2 separate regions of the Homo sapiens genome follow, and region 1 is linked to region 2. Evidence: chromatin contacts called from ENCODE Hi-C or POLR2A ChIA-PET data. All regions are on one chromosome and are shown on one strand. Each heading gives the region's core, a stretch centred on a gene start or an enhancer-like site at or near the end of the contact. The rest is flanking DNA. Distances are from core to core; before and after follow the strand shown.

Evidence for each region. Hi-C counts contacts between places; a loop is a spot of excess contacts on that map. ChIA-PET counts read pairs that join two places held with the same protein, here RNA polymerase II (POLR2A). Pooled maps may share reads with other maps.
Region 1: a loop to region 2 is called in a map of psoas muscle, with 2.4 times the contacts of the local background. The contact joins two enhancer-like sites. A Hi-C loop is called at or near these places in 6 of 168 maps with a recorded cell type or tissue (Right ventricle myocardium inferior, chondrocyte, endothelial cell of hepatic sinusoid and 2 more) and 3 of 50 pooled maps. POLR2A ChIA-PET finds 5 or more read pairs at or near these places in 2 of 52 experiments (AG04449 and WTC11).

What each region holds. Positions count from the first base shown.
Region 1 is chr3:25,571,102-25,574,479 of GRCh38, forward strand. The region is part of intron 4 of RARB (retinoic acid receptor beta); the gene reads left to right. Among named protein-coding and RNA genes, the nearest start is that of TOP2B, 92 kb to the right of the region's middle. RefSeq lists enhancers at 1,828-2,356, 2,357-2,884. Within about 2 kb of position 2,015, at least 5 of the 41 ENCODE cell types and tissues checked have a DNase peak (open chromatin) inside an H3K27ac peak, as active enhancers do.
Region 2 is chr3:25,507,880-25,511,287 of GRCh38, forward strand. All of the region lies in intron 3 of RARB (retinoic acid receptor beta), which reads left to right. Among named protein-coding and RNA genes, the nearest start is that of RARB, 81 kb to the left of the region's middle. Within about 2 kb of position 1,257, at least 5 of the 41 ENCODE cell types and tissues checked have a DNase peak (open chromatin) inside an H3K27ac peak, as active enhancers do.

The sequences.
Region 1 (3,378 bases), core at 765-3,264, 64 kb after region 2:
GTGGCTTCTCAGATGAAAATGAGACTACACAGTTGGGTGGCACCAGCTTCTGAAGGGCTGGCACCCACCTTAAACAGACAAGTCTCCTGGCTGAGCTCAGAGACTTTGGCTCACCTGGAAGCAGAGGTAGAACCTTGAGCAGTACTTTTCAAAACTCAGCGTGCATCTGAAGCACCTGGTGAACTCGTTACAGTGCAGGTTCTGGTGCAGCAGGCATGGCCTAGGGGCATTTCTAACAAGCTGCCAGGCTGCTTATGCTGCTGGTCTGCAGACCAGACTCTGAAGAGCAAATGAGCCGGGCTTTGAGAAGCAACACCCAGGGTGGCACTCTGGGGTCCACCTCGCCCATTGGTGTCAGCCAGGAGAAACACTGGCATGTCTGCCAGGCCGAGGGAGAGTCTCGGCTTAACCTCAACCAGTCTTCACTGAGTTTGGGGAACACTGTCCCATCCCAGAGCAGGGACACAGGCCAGGACAAGACTGGACACTGTAAGGGAGCTTTCATTTTCACCTGGGAGAGAAAGTGGAATGTGACCCCATGTATCCAGAACAGAGGCCTGGAACCACACGAATGTACTTCAAGTCCTACTCAGCCACCATCAGCCCCATGACGGTGAACAAATTACCTAACGTCTCTCAGCCTCAGTTTTCCCATCTCTAAATGGGAATAATGTGAAATAGTTGGGAGGATGAAATGAGACAATTTATGAAAAGCTGCTGTGATGGAACCCAAAAATATCTACCCAGCAGTGGAGTGGCAGAAACATCATCCAGACACGTACCTTCTACTGGATACTAACTGACCCTCCAGAGACCTGGCCCCCATGCTGGGTGCATCTGACAATACAGAAAAGTAACATGATGAATAACCAATACCTGAAAGTATGCCATTTATTTCTTTTAGAAATACTTACTAATTGCCAACCATTCAGTGGCATTTCAGGCCCTGTATTGAGCTGTGTATCAAGGTGAGGGCGTCTTGACCTAAGAAATGAGGGAACTCAGGCTGGCACAGTGGGAAGGGGCGAAAAGAGAAGATGAGAGAAAACAGGTGCTGTGCAATGGTGGACTGTGTTGAGTTGAGAGCAAGTGGGAAGTGAGAATGGGAAAAGCCTGGCGGAGTCTTGAGTGCCACTTGAGGAGTCTGTAAATAATGAACAGTAATTGATGGTTGTGGTCAAAAATCTTTATTATTATCATTGTAATCATTATTACATCTCATATTTATTGAGCATTTACTATGTACTAGGGACCATGCTAAGTACTATAAGTATACTAATTCTTTTATTCCTTATGAGGACTCTGTGATTTGGGTTTCGTTGCCCTCATATTACAGATGCAAAAGCCAGGTACAGAAAGGCTCGATAACTTTCCCCTTGTCTCTTAGTCAACAAGTGGTCAGAGGTGAGACTTGAACCTAAACAGTCTGACTCCAGGGCAGCTCTTTTAACCAGTATACTATACACAGAATCCCTTGAGAGGGTTGCCAAAAAGGGAGAATGGAAGCTGGGGCCATTGGCGGCATCTAGCTAGGAGGAGAGAGCTGTGACCCAGGAATAAATCAATCTTGTAGCTCCAAGAAAGTCAGAGGAAAAGAGATGAGAGTGGGGAGGTCTTCCTGAAAGAGGAGACTTTTGATCCAGGTCATGAGGTGAGCGACTTTATATGGCAATACCTAGGGCCAGTAACTGCTACATCAGGGTCCCCCTCCGCCTCCTCCAGGTGGTATCTTAGCATAGCCAAGTCAATCCCCAGACCCTGACTCACCTAGTAATCAGGTGAAACAGCTCCCACTCTAACCTGGAGGAGGGCAGGACAAACACAACGTACAGCATTTGCCGCTCCTGGAACATGCGCCCTGGTGTGACCGGGATTCCTACAGGATGGCTCACATGTGAGGCATTGCCACTCCTGCGAGCGGTCCCTCACCACTGATGAGCAGAACGTGGAGAGATAAACCCCCCCAGCTTCCTTATTCGTTGGGCAGGATACTCTTAGGTATCCTCTAAACCACGTCCCAGAGTTTCCCAACTAGATCGAGCTCTGACTGCCCACAGTGATGATCTCCGCTGGCCGCCTTCCTTCCCTGCCCACTCTGTTCTTCCAGTGCTTCCTGGGATCTCCTCCCACATAAACTATCGTGCATTCCAATTCTAGTCTCAGCCTCGGCTTCTGGCCTAAGAGAGAGAGGCTTCCCTGCAGGCCTCCAGGGCCCTTTCCTATCCACCCCAATATGGGGGTGAGTCACCCCCAGTCCTCAACTGGGGCCCACCCTCCTAAACACATTGTGGAGACTTCTTGTACCTCCCAGTCAGGCAGAAAAACAGAAACACGATTTTATCTCTAGAGCGTGGCCCTTCACTACTGGGCATCCTTCCGGAGGCCTGCTGCCCACCGCGGGGTGGAGGGCGCTCTGAGCCAGTCTCGCAGCTGACCGTGCTCTTCATTTGTACTATCTCTCCCCAGATCTAGCTGTGTTTTTATTGTGAGCCACTTAAAATCCTTTCTGGAAGTCGGTGGTATAAATAAATAACAGCAGCCATAACACATTCTCTGCAAGCTCTTAGTTCGGAGTTGAGCATTTTTAAAAAGAGCTTTTTTTAGACAGGCAGTTGCTTCCACGGCAGGAAACTTCCTGTCATCTTCACCAGAGTGGCATCCCTGTCAGATGCCTTTGGAATTAGTGGGCAGAGAGGAATAAGAAAGGCAGCCAACTGCGCATCTACAGATCTTTGAAAGAGTAGTTCCTTTTTCTTCCCTAATTAGGGTGGATTTGGGACAAATGGTTGGGTCCCCGGAGACCGCAGGAATGGCTGGAAGAGGCAGAAACATATCCCCACCACCCCCACCTCAGGCCAGGGCAGGGCACTCACCCACAATCTTCAGAGCTAGTATCCCTGGGAAGGTTTCTACCCAATGACCCTCCGCCGCCATAAAAGGAGAGAGGGTGGATTCCCTGTGGAAAGGTGGAAAGCAGGAGAGAAGCTATTTATAGATGAGCTTTCCAAAATAGAATCAGGACTGAACCAGAGGTAACATCCTCGCTCTGAGGACGTGTTCTCCGCTTCCTTAGGGTGAACCCTAGTGAGTATCATTTGGGCTTTAGGGCCTCATAAATTCAAGCTCAACTCTTATCCCTGCTACTTAGGAGTCATGTGACTTTGGAAAGTTACATCATCATTTGCACCTCAGCTCCTTCATCTGTATAATGGGAGTTTTAAAAACATCCACCTCCTGCCTGGAGGGTTCCATGAGAAAAATATATGGAGCGCCTTGCACAGTTTCCGGCACAGAGGAGTCGTGCCGAATGTGCAGCTCTCCTCCTCTCCACCCCATCATAAATGTCTTGTCATTTTTTCGAGCCACATGCCCAGGTTC
Region 2 (3,408 bases), core at 7-2,506:
TCCAAGACTGGGTGCCCCTACCCTGTGTCTGTAACAGAAACACCATGGAAGGTACTGTTGCTGCCACCCCCTCATTCCAGCTCCTTTCTTTCTGAAAACCACTGGCCGTGAATTCACACAGGGAGCCTCTTTGTATTGCTCTTTGAGGTTATGTTTATGTGCCCATGCCCTTGAGTGATGGGCAAAACATGTCTTTGATTTTGTTTGAGAATGCTTTTTAATGTTTATTTCACAGCATTTTTTTCCTATGACAGTTTCATAAGTGTATTTGTAGAATAGAGCAATTGAATAATCTCTGAATTTAAAAGTCCCTAAGCACTCATTGACACCTTCTCATTTGGGGCATATTGAGCTTAAAAACAGCTTTTCATAAAGTCTCTAAATTCCAATTTATACTTTAGACATGAACGTCCCCATGGGTCGATTGGATGGAATGAATGTGCTTTGTATGGACACTTAGATACTTCTGTGGGAGGATTTTGTTGCTCTGTGTTTCTCTCATTTCCCCTTTACTGTTAAACTTAGATTAAAACAAACCTTTTGGACTAAAGGCACTTAACCTCAGTTAGAATCACCTTTGCTTGTGCACAAATTATATTGATGTGCTCATTGGTTCTACTGCTGGATTTTACTGGCTTAATAACAGGGAAATTCATATTGTAGGTTGCACTGTGTAGTTGGGAAATTACATAAAAATCATCATCAGGGCACTTAATGTCTTTCTAATTTTAGTTTATTTCTTCATTTGTTCCCGTGTTAGATCCCAGCCTGTTACTTTGCTTCCAGGGTTCACTGTGATCATTTTGTTCTGTTCACCAGAAACTACCATTAACCCCCACCTTCTCTTCTTGCTCTGTGGCACACAAATCCCTGAAGAGCCCCCCAAAAGTAAGTGAAAGGCTGGAAACTTCCTACTTTTATACCTAAAAATGTCCTAGAAGCTGGAAAATAAAAATCTGCTGCCCCTTTCTACTTGCCAAATATGAATATTTGCCTGCATCTGTTTAGGAGATTTAAAAAAAAAAAAAATTATGTTTGGGTACCAGCAGCCCGGTGATGTCAGTGCCACTGTGGGACTCAAAGCCCATTAACACTCAGACTGAAAAGGAAGTATTAAAATTCCTTCAGCTTTACTAATATATTTCTCCCCACTGCCTGTCTCCTGGAGAGGGGACACTCAGTACATTCTCACCTTAGAAAAATGAGAAATTTCCATTACACAATAGAACAGCACAGGGCAAAGAACAAAGGGCTTTGAAGTTAGCCTGAGCTGAGGTCAAATGCAGCCCTCGCCTCTAGCTATCTCAACTTGGGCACATGGCAAAATTTTGCTTCACGTGAAATGAACTAACCCATTGCGTGGAGATTATCACAGAAATGTTGCAGGATTGTTTTGTGGATTGGACTCATGGGGTAATGCATTTAGCACCGTGCTTGGCACATAGTAAGTGCCGAATGAGAGTGGTTGTCTGCTACTGCTTCTTTTGGTGACACAGTTTGGTTGCCGCTGTTGCTGCTGCCACAGCTGTGTTTTATTATAGCTACAGCCTTGATTATACTTCAGGAGAAAAGTTAAAAGTAGAGACTCTATTCATTTTGAATTGTTTAGAACACCACAGCTTAGAAGTGCAGCTCCAAATATTATGTCACAGCCTTAAAAATAAAGTTTGCAAGCATGGTTTCTAAAATAAATATCCACCTTTCTTGGCTACTTAAACCGGGAGCCAGGTGGCTCATTTGCCCAGAGATGCCGAGACATGTGTAATCAGAGAATGGGAGAGTATCCTGGTATCCTGGAACCCAACTCCATGGAGAAAACTGAACTGGGGTGTTAGAAAGGACGCCTGGCCCCCTTCCTTCCTCAGTCAGCTCAAGGTGAGGCCATCAGGGTCTTCCAGCAGTGCTGAGCCCAAGCTAAATCGCCACAGAGACAAAGTTGCCCTTCCCCTTCCCCGTCCTCCCAGCAGCTGCCTTTCTTTGCTCATCTGGCACCTTCCATCTCTCCTCTGCCTTATTTGGGACTCTGTGGCCTGCCTTCCTCCAGATCCGTCATGTCCCTTCTCCCAACCAACTCCTGTCCACCCTGTGGCCTCCTCAGCAAGACTGCTTTTGCTGTTAGCCACCTGAGAGGAAAGCTGGGGAGGATATCAGTGGTGCTGTGGTAGTTCATGGTCATGAGGGGCTTTACTAATGGCAACAGCCCCAAGACTTCAGGTTATCCCATGCAGCAGATAGGACAGGAATCATATTCTGATTCAGTTTCCTGAGATTGAGAGAGGGTAAGAGACCTGCCTGAGGTCACACAGCTGGTATACACCCATGGGTCTTAATTCTAATTCCCAGCATCCTTTCAACTACCCTTTGCTTCTCTAAACAATGAAGTTCTTGCACATATTTAAAGCTACACGGTTTTCAGTATCTTCACCTGTATTCGCTCCCACATCAAATATTCTATAATTACAGGCCGGGCACAGTGGCCCACACCTGTAATCCCAGCACTTTGGGAGGCTGAGGTGGGTAGATCACTTGAGGTCAGGAGTTTGAGACCAGCCTGGGCAACACAGTGAAACCCTGTCTCTACTAAAAATACAAAAAAATTAGCCGGGCATGGTGGTGAGCCTCTGTAATCCCAGCTACTCTGGAGGCTGAGGCACAAGAATTACATGAACCCAGGAGGCAGAGGCTGCATTGGGCCAAGATCGAGCCACTGCACTCCAGCCTGGGCAACACAGCAAGACCCTGTCTCAAAAAAAAAATCTATAATTATGTGGTTTGATTTAACGTGTATACTAGTTTAATGCAGTATTTCCCTAAGTGTAAACTGCACACTGTGATATGAAATATAATTTTAGGGAATATTGAACTTGGCATAAGACAGTATGAACTCATTTAATGATAAAGATTTTCCTTTCCAATATTTATTGTCTTTTTATTACCAATGAGAAAAATCTCAGTTTGATGCCAATACAGCCTTAATTAATATTTCTTGAATCTCTGCTAATCTGTCTTTTTAACAGATGGCAACAATCCCTAGGTAGGACTGAAATGTATTTATTTCAGATGTCTGCAAATTTTCTTAAAAGGCCAGGCAGTAAATATTTTAGCATCTGCAGTCCATTTGGTGTTTTTTTGCAACTACTCAACTCTACTATTGCAGCTTCAGAGCTTCACAATTGAGCATGGCTTTGTTCCAATAAAACTTTACAAACACAGTCACTTGACCTGAAAACCCTGTTTATTTTTTGTTTTTTGTTTTGGTTTGTTTTTTTTTGAGATGGCGTCTTGCTCTGTTGCCCAGGCTGGAGTGCAGTGGCACGATCTCGGCTCACTGCAAGCTCCGCCTCCTGGGTTCACGCCATTCTCCTGCCTCAGCCTCCCAAGTAGCTGGGACTACAGGCGCCCGCCACC